2 separate regions of the Homo sapiens genome follow, and region 2 is linked to region 1. The links are chromatin loops, found by intact Hi-C in ENCODE. Cell type or tissue: Calu3. All regions are shown on one strand. Links, peaks and the distances in the headings refer to the core of each region. The heading gives the core; the rest is flanking DNA.

Region 1 (5,382 bases), core at 193-5,192:
AGAGGCATACGGAAAATGAGGAGGAAATGAGCCAAAAGGGCAGAGGGTAGAAACCAGGGGCCTGGGAGCCACAAAGCAGGGTGCTTGAATTGAAGACATGCAATTCAGGATGGAGGGGAATCACAATGCCATGGGCTCTCACATAGATCATTGGTTTTTATTGTAGATCCTAGGAAAGAAATCACAGAGCAAATTTCAGTAGTAGAGTGTTTTCTCCCTAAACCAACAGAACATCTTCAGCAGCATAGCGCCAATGTTCTTACATCTTTAAATAGTGGAGAAGAGCATTGAAAAAATGTTTTTCTTATTCAAAACCTTTCCCTGCCATCCATATGTTATTGTAAAGATGTGGCCTTTCTTGAGTCCCCCTTTCCATATACTCCTTTCCTCTCCACCTATCCCACTCACAGATATAAAGTAACAACAAGAAAATAGGCTGGGGATATAGGATCAAAAAAAAAAAATCAGACTTCAAAAAAGAGCTCTCACGTAAGGAATGAGAAAAACAGAATTCCTATCCTTGAGTTATAAAAATTGAAAGGGAAGGGGAATTTTGCAGACCCAGATACTGATGAAATGAAGAGAAAGACATCAAGTCTACACAAAAGGTAATAAAATATGTTATTTGTTTTTTGATAATGAAAAAGAAAATAAATCATTAAAATGACTGTCAGAATGCCTCAAGGAGAAGGGCATGGAATAGGACTTGGCTATAAATGTTGTGGACAGTAATAAAAGACTTGGTGTTGCTTCCTTAGCATTTGCCTGGGTTGAGCCTTCCTATTTCACACAGGAATCGCAGGCAATGGTAAAGTCAATCTGCTCCCGGGCACACATTATTGCCTTTCCATTCAGGCCTTATCTGAGAGTCCCAGAGTGGCTGCTCCCACCTGCAACCAGGTCCTATCTCACACTGACCCGACAGGACATGCTGTCAAACTGCCAGGGCTTCAGGATCACCACTTGTTTTATTTTCACAGCTACTAATTATTTCATACATGCCTGCTTATAAAACATTTATTTTTCTTAGTTCTCAGGATTCAAGATGAAGAAGATAAAGTTCCTGCCCCAAGAAGCTCTGTATAAAGTCTAAAGGGCCTGGGATTAATTCTGTGTTGTTTAATGATGTATTTCAAGTGCCTGAAGACAAAGAAAGGTGACAGAATAGCTGTTAGAATAGTGACTGTTGGTTTTATTTAAACCTAGGAAGGATTAGTTGGGAATTTGTAGAAAAAAGGTAGGATTTTCTATTAACCCACAAACTTACATTCAGCATTCTGCCTTGAGTACTTTCTTTTGATTTTCTACATGCCAGGTTTTCCCATAAACCATAATGTTTCAAAATACAGCTCCTACTCAAAGCTATGTGTCTCTAGATCTGTAATAAATATAAATATTAAGACTTTTGAAATAAACTAAACCTTGAAATGAACTGAACACACATGCCTATCAATATTGATTTCTATAACTACCCATACATCCAAATTTAATCCAGGACAATCCAGTCTCACATTTGTCTCCCAAATCAGGCACAACAGGACATAGCACAGAGAACAGAATATAGCACAGAGAACAGTGACGTGATAGAAGACAGATGGTATTTGTAAAATGGAAATGACTCCAGCTGCCTTTCAATAGTCCTCATCTATGATGGCATATGTCAAGTGTGAAAGCCCTCTCAGCACTGTCACAAGAACAAGGCCTGAAAAAAGGTTTACTAAAATCCCCCATGAATACTGAGTGGTTAACATGCAACATGACTATGAAATTACAAGCAAGAGGTACAGGCAAATAACTATCCATTTTCATAGCTGTATCTTTGCCCTTGTGATCAACCAGATTAGCTGTATCATTCTGTACTGACCATTAAGATGGCCACTTTTGGCAATACTGACCAATACAATTTTTCAAATAGAGACATGGCTGAAGACCTGGGCCTATGAAATATCTTTCCAGAAGGATCCACAGCTTCCATGTCCAAGGCACATTTATATAATTCATATTACTAAACAGAAACCTTGGCCCTAGACTCCCATTGCCTGGAGATTTTTATTCAGTGGAAACCAAAATGTACCAGCCTGGATGACTCAGGGGGAGTGGTAATGATGGGATGAGTAATCGTTCTCTTGAAGTTGCTAGTTAGGATAAGAACAGTTGTTCATTACCTGGCGGGACAGGTTTCTCAGGCTGGCAGGGAACAGAACAAATAAATCAATGTCGCTTTCCTCCCTAACATCTTAAAACCCTGTATTTAAAGTCTGCATTTCAGCTCACAACTCAAGGAAGACAATCCCCAGAACTATCCATCTGGCCTCTGGTGATAACAGGGATCGACTGATAGGTGAAAAATGGAAGAGAAGAGATTTGTAACTTCAGTTTCAGGAGAAAAATCCTATGGGAACACTAGCTGGTTGTCTCTCTTAGGTCACTCCCTTGGTTATTTTAGGAATCCCTTGTATACAACTAATGCAGTGTCTTTTTGAAACAAGCCAAACACATATGTTGACAAGGAACAGTAAAAGCCTCTAAAATGGCAGTCCAGTTTAAAGACTTGACAATTGAGAACCTTATCCCCTTCAAAGTCATGCTCCAATCAGACTACCAGAGTAACACTTCCTCCTGTTTAGTCAATCAGGACTACAAATGCCTGCCAGCTTTGCTTTTTAGTAGGTTTAGTTAATTAACATGAGTTTGCCTTTGGCTTTTGCTAACATTGCCTGTTTTGGGGAAGAGACATGTCCAAGAGAAGGACATGAGTGTGATGTGTGTGTTGAAGATGGACAGGTGAGAGACAGCTAGGTCTCTCACCTAGACCCCCAAGAGCGGGTCCATGCATGAATTAGGGTATTTCCTAATTAATCTGAATTAATCATTTCCTAATTAATCTGAATCTCCTTACCATTTCCATAGTGCATTACTCAAATTTACCCTTTTTGAGGGGATATGTTAAAATACAGTTTAATTACAAATGAAGCACTATTTAAAAACCTATAGAAAATACACTGATTTAATAGATGACAAGTAACTGTCTACATAATTGTTGCCCATTAGAGTTCTGTTAGATAATACCTAAATAGGCTCATACCATGTGTGATTTTGGCAACAATCTGTTTGGGTATACTGCTAAGGCCCCAAAGTAAACTTACAAAGACTTGACCACACACTTGATCAAAGAATACCTGAGGCTTAATGCAAAAGAGAAGCTAGGCCCCTATGATCAGAGTGTGTGCTGCAGGTTATATTATTGTCCAAACACATTCATTCATTGTCTATCTGGTGGCACCACACTGGTGGTTACATAGATCTGCCATCCAGGAATAACAACCTTTACCCTTTTTGTTCTAGCAAGACCTACATTCAGAGAACAGGCATGGGGAGCCACAGCTGATAGCAGACAGAACTCAATATTCACAGCTTAAATATGGAAATGACCATGGTGAGAACAGGCAAATCAGGCATGGGCTTGTCGTATTTAGACACAGAAGAGGTTTTCATCTCCATTCTAGAAAGACTTTCTAAGGATGAAATTTCAAGGGCAGGTTAAAGTTAAATTTGGAATGTGATGCTTTGGTTGGATTGTTGATAACAAGCTTTAAAGAAGGTGCCACTGAGGATTATGAGAACGTTGCTAAAGTGGCTGCTACTGTGGACTGGAACCTGACGGGCACATGTGCAAATGTGTAAATATGCCTTTAACCATTGAAAGCACCATCCCCAGCTCCTCTTCCTCACCAGGAACCAGCCTAGAGCAAGGTTCTTTTTTTTTTTTTTTTTTTTTTTTGAGACAGAGCCTCACTCTGTTGCCCAGGCTACAGTGCAGTGGTGCAATCTCTTGGCTCACTGCAAACTCCGCCTCCCCCGTTCTAGCAACTCTCCTGCCTCAGCCTCCTGAGTAGCTGAGACTACAGGCAAATGCCCCTGCGTCTGGCTAATTTTTGTATTTCTTGTAGAGATTGGGTTTTGACATGTTTGCCATGCTGGTCTTGAACTCCTGACCTCAAGTGATCCACTTGCCAAGGCCTTCCAAAGTTTACAGGCATGAGCCACCACACCTGGCCCAAAGGTCTTTTTAAAAAAACAAAAACAAAAACAAAAAACATAAAAAAACCTCTATGTTTATTATTGTTAAGCAATCATCGTCACTGCAAAGAAAAATATAAAAAGAAGGGGCTTCCACAGACTTTCAAGTATTGTCTTTCCTGCAACACTGGTCATAAAACCAACAAGAAAGGGGAGCAATTAAACCCAGAAATCCTAGGGTGAGTCAAAATTGCAGTGACTTAAAGGAATTGCCACATCTGAAACATCCTCTATGGTGATAAGGTGAATAAAACCTCCCTTTCAGGAAGGAGGATGACTTACTCATGCACGTGAGGACCCTGTGGTGAACCACAATTTTCTGAGCCTGCTCCCCCACTGTCCCAGAAGACCCAGCTGTCTCTCATCTATACCTCCCCACACACGTACCACACTCACATCCTTCTCCTGGGCACCACTAGTGCCCCAAAAAAGGCAATGTTAGCAAAAGCCAAAGGCAAACTCATGTTAATCAACCAAACCTCCTAAAAAGCAAAGCTGCAGGCTTTGGTAGTCCTGATTGACCAAGCAGGAGGCAGCAAAAAGGACAGTGGTAGGTTTGCCAGATATATCACAGAAAGCAATTAAGTTTATGGCAGGGAAAAAACAGCTCCAAAGCCCCCTGAAACAAAAGACGCTTCCTGCCTGTAGTCTGTCCTGGGCCATTCTGTCATAATGGCAGGCTGAGCTATTCAACTGCAGCAGCCAACAGTAAAATACTGTTTGGAGAGAGAACCAGCCCAATCTCGACTGCAGAGACCTGCCTGTCAGGTTTTCATTTCTATGCTAGGGGATAAACTGTCCCAGCTGGTTTGAATAAGAAACGAGGAAAGTGAGCATCCACAAGAGAAAAAAAAAAAACACTTAATGCAGAAGAGGATTATAAACTCTTCAAGATTAGTTGAAGGAAAAGATTATGAAGGTAACAGGGTTTCCACTGGTATGGGGAAAATAACCCTAGGATGTCGTGGTTGACAAGCAAGAAAGCTGTCCTGAGAAGTTTTTGGTGTGGGAAGGTGAGCAATGATGGAAGGGGCGGGGCAGTCTGCAGCTTGGGTCTCCCTAGTCCCCATCCTGTGATCTCTCCTCTCTGGTGGGACCATGCATGTCCAGATTGCCCATTTTCCAGCTCAGATTCTAGCTGGAGTCCATATTAGGGTGAACATGCAAATTCTCATGAGTGCAAAGTTGTAGCAAACACTCTCGGTAGCAATGCAACAGACATTGATGCCAACCTGAGCCCACATAAGACGATGAGGGTGTCAGAAGGAGGCCAGTTGTAGAGTCAAGAGACAAGGATGGGAT
Region 2 (5,382 bases), core at 305-5,304, 67 kb after region 1:
CTCCCTTAATCATTATATACACCATACAATCAAAATCCCAGTGAGCTTTTTATTTTGTAGAAAGCAACAGGCTGATTCTTATTCCAAAATCCATATCAAAATGCAAAAGGACCCAGAATAGCCAAATCAACCACTTGATTTTAAGACTTATCACATAGCTGCAGTAATCAAGACAAGGGTGGCACATGGGTCCATGGAACAGAATAGGGTCAAGAAATAGACATATATTAACAAATATACAAATGACTGATTCTTGACAAATGTGCAATGGCCATTCAATGGAGAAAAGGATAGACTTTTCAGCAATGGTGCTGGAGCAATTGGATGTATATTCACAAAAAGTTGAACCATTCAGAGGAATGATAATTGTTTAAAGTTATGGATATGATAATTATCCCAATTTGATCTTTACACTATATATACATGCATTGAAACATCACATCGTACCCCATAAATATGCATAATTATGTGTCAATTATAAATTTTAAACTTTCTTAATTAAATTCCAACTAAGAAAAACAATAAGTGAATATGGATCATAGACACAAAAGTAAAACCTGAAATTATAAAACTTCTGGAAGAAAATATAGGAGAAAATCTTTATGACTTTGGGTTAGGCAAAGATTTCTTACATATAACACTAAAAGCAAGATCCAGTAAAAATTTTGATAAATTTCATCAATATTTAATTATTCACTTCTTTGAAAGACATTGTTAAGAGAATAAAAAGACAAGCCACAGATTATAATAAAAGATTTGCAAAGTATCTATCTGATAGAGAATTTGCATACAGAATATATAAGAATGCTCAAAACAAATAATGAGAAAACAATCCAAATTTTTAAATGGGCAGACACCTCACCAAAGGAAATGGTATATAAATGATGAATAACACATAAAGAATGATTAACATCATTACTCAGTTGGGAGATGCAACCTTACCAACACACGGTATGTTAGCCATTTTATCTCTTAAACCCACAAGATAAAATAGCTAACATACTGGGTGTTGGTGAGGATGCAGAGTAACTAGAACTCTCATACATTGCTTATGGGAACATGAAATCATATCAGTGTTTGAAAAACACTGTCTACACAACTACCAAATGTTCCAGCCATTGCACTCCTAGCTGTTTACCCAACAGAAAAGAAAACATATATCCATACAAAGATCTGTACACAAATGTTCATACAAGCTTTCTTTGTAATAGCTCAAAACTAAAGCCAACCCAAATGTCCATCAACAGGCAAATGGATAAACAGATTGTGGGCATAACGATACAATGGATAGTTATTCAGCAGTAAAAATAATGATATACATGGCCAGGTGCGGTGGCTCACACCTGTAATCCCAGCAATTTGGGAGGCCGAAGTGGACAGATTACTTGAGGTCAGGAGTTTGAGACCAGCCTGACCAACATGGTGAAACCCCATCTCTAACAAAAATATAAAAAATTAGCTGGGTGTGGCAGCATGAGCCTGTAATACCAGCTACTTAGGAGGCTGAGGCAGGAGAATTGCTTGCACCCGGGAGCCAGAAGTTGCGGTGATCTGAGATCATGCCACTGCACTCCAGCCTGGGCAAGAGAGAAAGATTCCGTCTCAAAAAAAAAAAAAAAAAAAAAAAGATATGCACAACGTGTATGAACATCACAAAAATGATGCTGAGTGAAAGAAGCCAGACAAAATGCAAATTATACTGGCAGAAAGTACTTCCCTGCCTGGGCAACAGGGCAGGCAGAGATGGGTGGGAGGTAGAGATTTCCAAGGGGCAAGAGAAAACATTTGGGGGTGATGAATGTGTTCATTATCTTGATTGAGGTGATAATTTCACAGATCTATACTACATATGTCCAAACTTAGCAAACTGTACACTTTAAATATGTACAGTTTATTGTAGGTCAATTGTATCTCAAAAAAGCTGTTTATAAATAATCAGATGAGATTGCCTATTTGACGGTGCCCTTTGCCAACCTAAATTTTGGCCTCATTGCAAAAATTTTCTTGAACAGCATTTAGGAACAGACTGACATTGTTAAGCTTAATGTTCTGTGAAATAGTCTAAACTAATTGTTTCAAAAGCCTGTGGCAGCAGTTTTCTGAGATTATATCAGAGGACACTTTTCTTCTTCATGTAAACATAAGTTAACGTTGCCACTAGATACCATGCAACGCTGTCACTGCACTCATCTCCACCATGTTTGTGCCAACTGCTGAATGTGTTATTTCATCTAAAGAGGACTGAAAACAATGCCTTGAGTTCCCTTTGTCATGCCTGTCATGATACAGCATGACTTCTGCAGGAAACAGTTCAAGGGAGACAGCAGATTTGAACCACAGGTGGACTGGGTGGTGTATGTGTACATAGAAGTATATTCATGTGTGGGAAGACTGAGAGACAGTGAAGGACACGGACACAGAGGGACATATAAAAGGACCCTGAGTCAAGTATTAATAGATGTGTTCCCTTTCTGGAAATTTCTTCCTTGGCTGGGCATGGTGGGTTTTGGAGGCCAAGGCGGGTGGATAACTTGAGGTCAGGAGTTTGAGACCAGCCTGGCCAACATGGCAAAACCCTGTCTCTACAAAACAAATACAAAAATAAGCCAGGTATGGTGGCGGGCACCTTTAATCCCAGTGACTTGGGAGGCTGAGACAGGAGAATCGCTTCAACCCAGGAGGTGGAGGTTGCAGTGAGCTGAGATCGTACCACTACATTCCAGCCTGGGTGACAGAAAGAGACTCTGTCTCAAAACAAAAAACAAAAACAAAAAAACAAACTCTTCCTTGCAGAAAAAATATGGGGCCAATCACTTGACTTCCAAATAGCTGCCCTCCCTCCTACATCTTCTGGTCCCACCCTCAGGAATTCAAAATCCCCCAATTGATTCCTCAGCTTTTGCTTATGGAACAAGCATACAAACAACAGACACACAGGCATATTTGTGCATCTGAACCCCAAATCCCTCCAACAACAGTACAAATGTTCCCTTTTATTTGCTTCTTAGCAGAAGTTGTCAGAATCCTGTATTACTGTGGAGGCCTCTCTTCCTCACTCTCAATAGTTCCGTCTCACTGTGTCTCTTTATACTAACTCACTGTTTCCTAAATTCAGCTGTGCCAGTAGTAACTTGGATTTGATTAAAACAATGAAGGTGGCCCATCATTATTATTTATGAACTACTTTTTTAAAGTGATTCATTCATTTTATATATTAATTTATCTTTTCAATGTGCCTTTACTTCTTTAAATAGGAAGCCAGTAGCCCTTGGTAAAGGGAGAAGGTAATTCTAAAAAGAAATACAATGAACATTAAAGCTGTGAGTAAATGCCTATGGAATTTCCCAGAAGCCTCTGGGTCTACGTGCAGCTCTCTCTTTGTGGCTGGTATGTCTAATTAAGGTATCTCTACCGCTTGCTGATATCCCTTTTTAACAAAGGGGTACTTTACTTTCTTCTTAACTAATGAATGGGACTGAAAGAGTTTTAAAAAGAGAGTAACTGGTTACATGTGCTGAGTGGGCACCACCTGAAATCATCTCAAGCCATCAGAGTTCCTGCCTCTGATATCTCATTGAGAGCCTGTCTTTCTGAGCCTTGAGGCCAAGATGCATTCAGAGTTCACATAAAAGTCTGACCTACTCTGAGGACCTGGTTGTAAGCATCAGGGCCCCACTAGCCCATATGGCACCTTTGTCCAAATGAAAAAAGTGCCCACTCTGGGCAGATGAGCCCTGCTGTGTTCAAGGTTTGGAGAGAGGACGGTGCCTGTGGGAGTATTTGAAAGGGCCTCCCTTGCTCCAGGCCAACATAGCCTTCTGCCAGACAGCACATGAGGTGGATCTTGGCCCCCCTTCAGCTCTTGGCTGGTGCCCTTGGGCAGTGATCAATAGACACAACTATACATGATGGTTTGCCAAGCATTACTTAAGCCGCAGCATTTTCACTAGTTACTATAAATTCATAATTCAGTGTCTTTTAGGGCTTTTTAGGGCTGTGATGTCCCACCCCAATTCCTTTCTATTTTCTGCCTTTGGTGAGTGCAGTTGCTCAATACAGGGATGCAGAAGGGGATTCTACTGGAGAAAAACGAAGCATTCGCAGTTCCCTTGAGGGTTCCAGATGTTCCCTGGTTTGGGCTCATTCCTGCTCGCCTTGTCACCTGCTACATTGGAGACTGGCTCTGGCGGAGAAGCACCCCTTCATGGAGATGGCTAGGTTCCCTTCAGTCGCGCTGATATTGAATAGCTGAGTAATCAGCTGAATTTGGAGGTATGCCTCTTTTGCCGAAGGCACACACTGGTGAACATCGAGTCAAGGTAAATTATTGAAAGCAGCAGAACTGACAACAAGAGGGTCTATTGTTTAAGTAAACGCATTCTGACTGTCTGAAGACACAGCTCTGACCTGCAAGATTAGAACATTGACAAGGGTTGGTTCCAGCAACAAGAGGTGGATTAAAAATGCCACAGACAGCTGACGGCAGGAGGGGCTGGGTTATATTAGCACAGACAGGAAGCAGATTTTTAAAAATTTGTTTTGCTTCTTACACTTTGAATTCTAGGTCACTCACAGCTCAGCCTGCATGATAATTTTTAAAAGAGGATTCTAAAACATAAGTTCAAAGGTGAATTTGTTTAGCCTTTTACAATAGCTTACATAAAGCCACCAACTTAACAAGTCCACATAAATAAGACAGACTTGGTTCATAAAGACCAGTGGGAGTTGAAGGGATTGATGAGAAGGAACTAACCTTGTCCAAGCACAGGAGCATTGACTAGTTAACCCTCTTTGAAGGTAAATCTAAAAGGTCCTCTACTCAGTCTTAGGACCCATACCCATTGGTGACAGGGCAAGGGGATCCAGAGGATAAAAGCAAAGGTCCTCTGTGCCAATCCCTACTAAAACAATGCCCCATACCCAGAGACAAATGGACCCTTCTGACTCCAGCCCGGGCTTTTTTTTTTTTTTTTTTTTTTTTTGTCAAAGCCAAAGGATACCAACCTAACTTATGCTTTTAGAAGATCCAAAAGGGGCTGCTTTTGAATACTAATTTTGAAAGAAGGAAGGAGAAAAAATAATCCTCCCAAACCAAAAGTGTCAAACCGGCATCAGTTCATGAGCCAATGCCAAGTGATGAGGAGTGACTGCTTTGAACACTGAGTTAAGAAGGATTCTGGGGTTACACCTGGGACCAAAAGACAAGGGGCTATGTTCGATGATAACTTGAAAATACAGGATGACCCAGTTTAGACCATCATGTACTCTACCACAGCCCATCTCTCCCCAGCTGCCCCTGGCCAGCATCAAAAATCAATCTTTTCCTAAGAGGAAATAAGTTGGTATAAATGTTCTCTTTAGAACAAAAACATGAAACTGAAC

The links. A loop is a pair of places that touch in the nucleus more often than their neighbours do. Peaks named below come from ENCODE experiments on the same cell type or tissue, not always from the same donor. Only the 100,000 strongest peaks of a DNase experiment are listed, where the experiment ranks them.
Region 2: a loop joins it to region 1, with 2.0 times the contacts of the local background. A loop is called at or near these places in 1 of 110 quality-filtered maps.

The regions. Positions count from the first base shown.
Region 1 is chr2:149,166,611-149,171,992 of GRCh38, reverse strand. The region is part of intron 3 of LYPD6B (LY6/PLAUR domain containing 6B); the gene reads right to left. Among named protein-coding and RNA genes, the nearest start is that of LYPD6B, 130 kb to the right of the region's middle. In Calu3, for the core only: no CTCF peak of the experiment used is centred there; a DNase peak (open chromatin) is centred at 2,142.
Region 2 is chr2:149,100,017-149,105,398 of GRCh38, reverse strand. All of the region lies in intron 1 of LYPD6B (LY6/PLAUR domain containing 6B), which reads right to left. Among named protein-coding and RNA genes, the nearest start is that of LYPD6B, 64 kb to the right of the region's middle. In Calu3, for the core only: no CTCF peak of the experiment used is centred there; no DNase peak of the experiment used is centred there.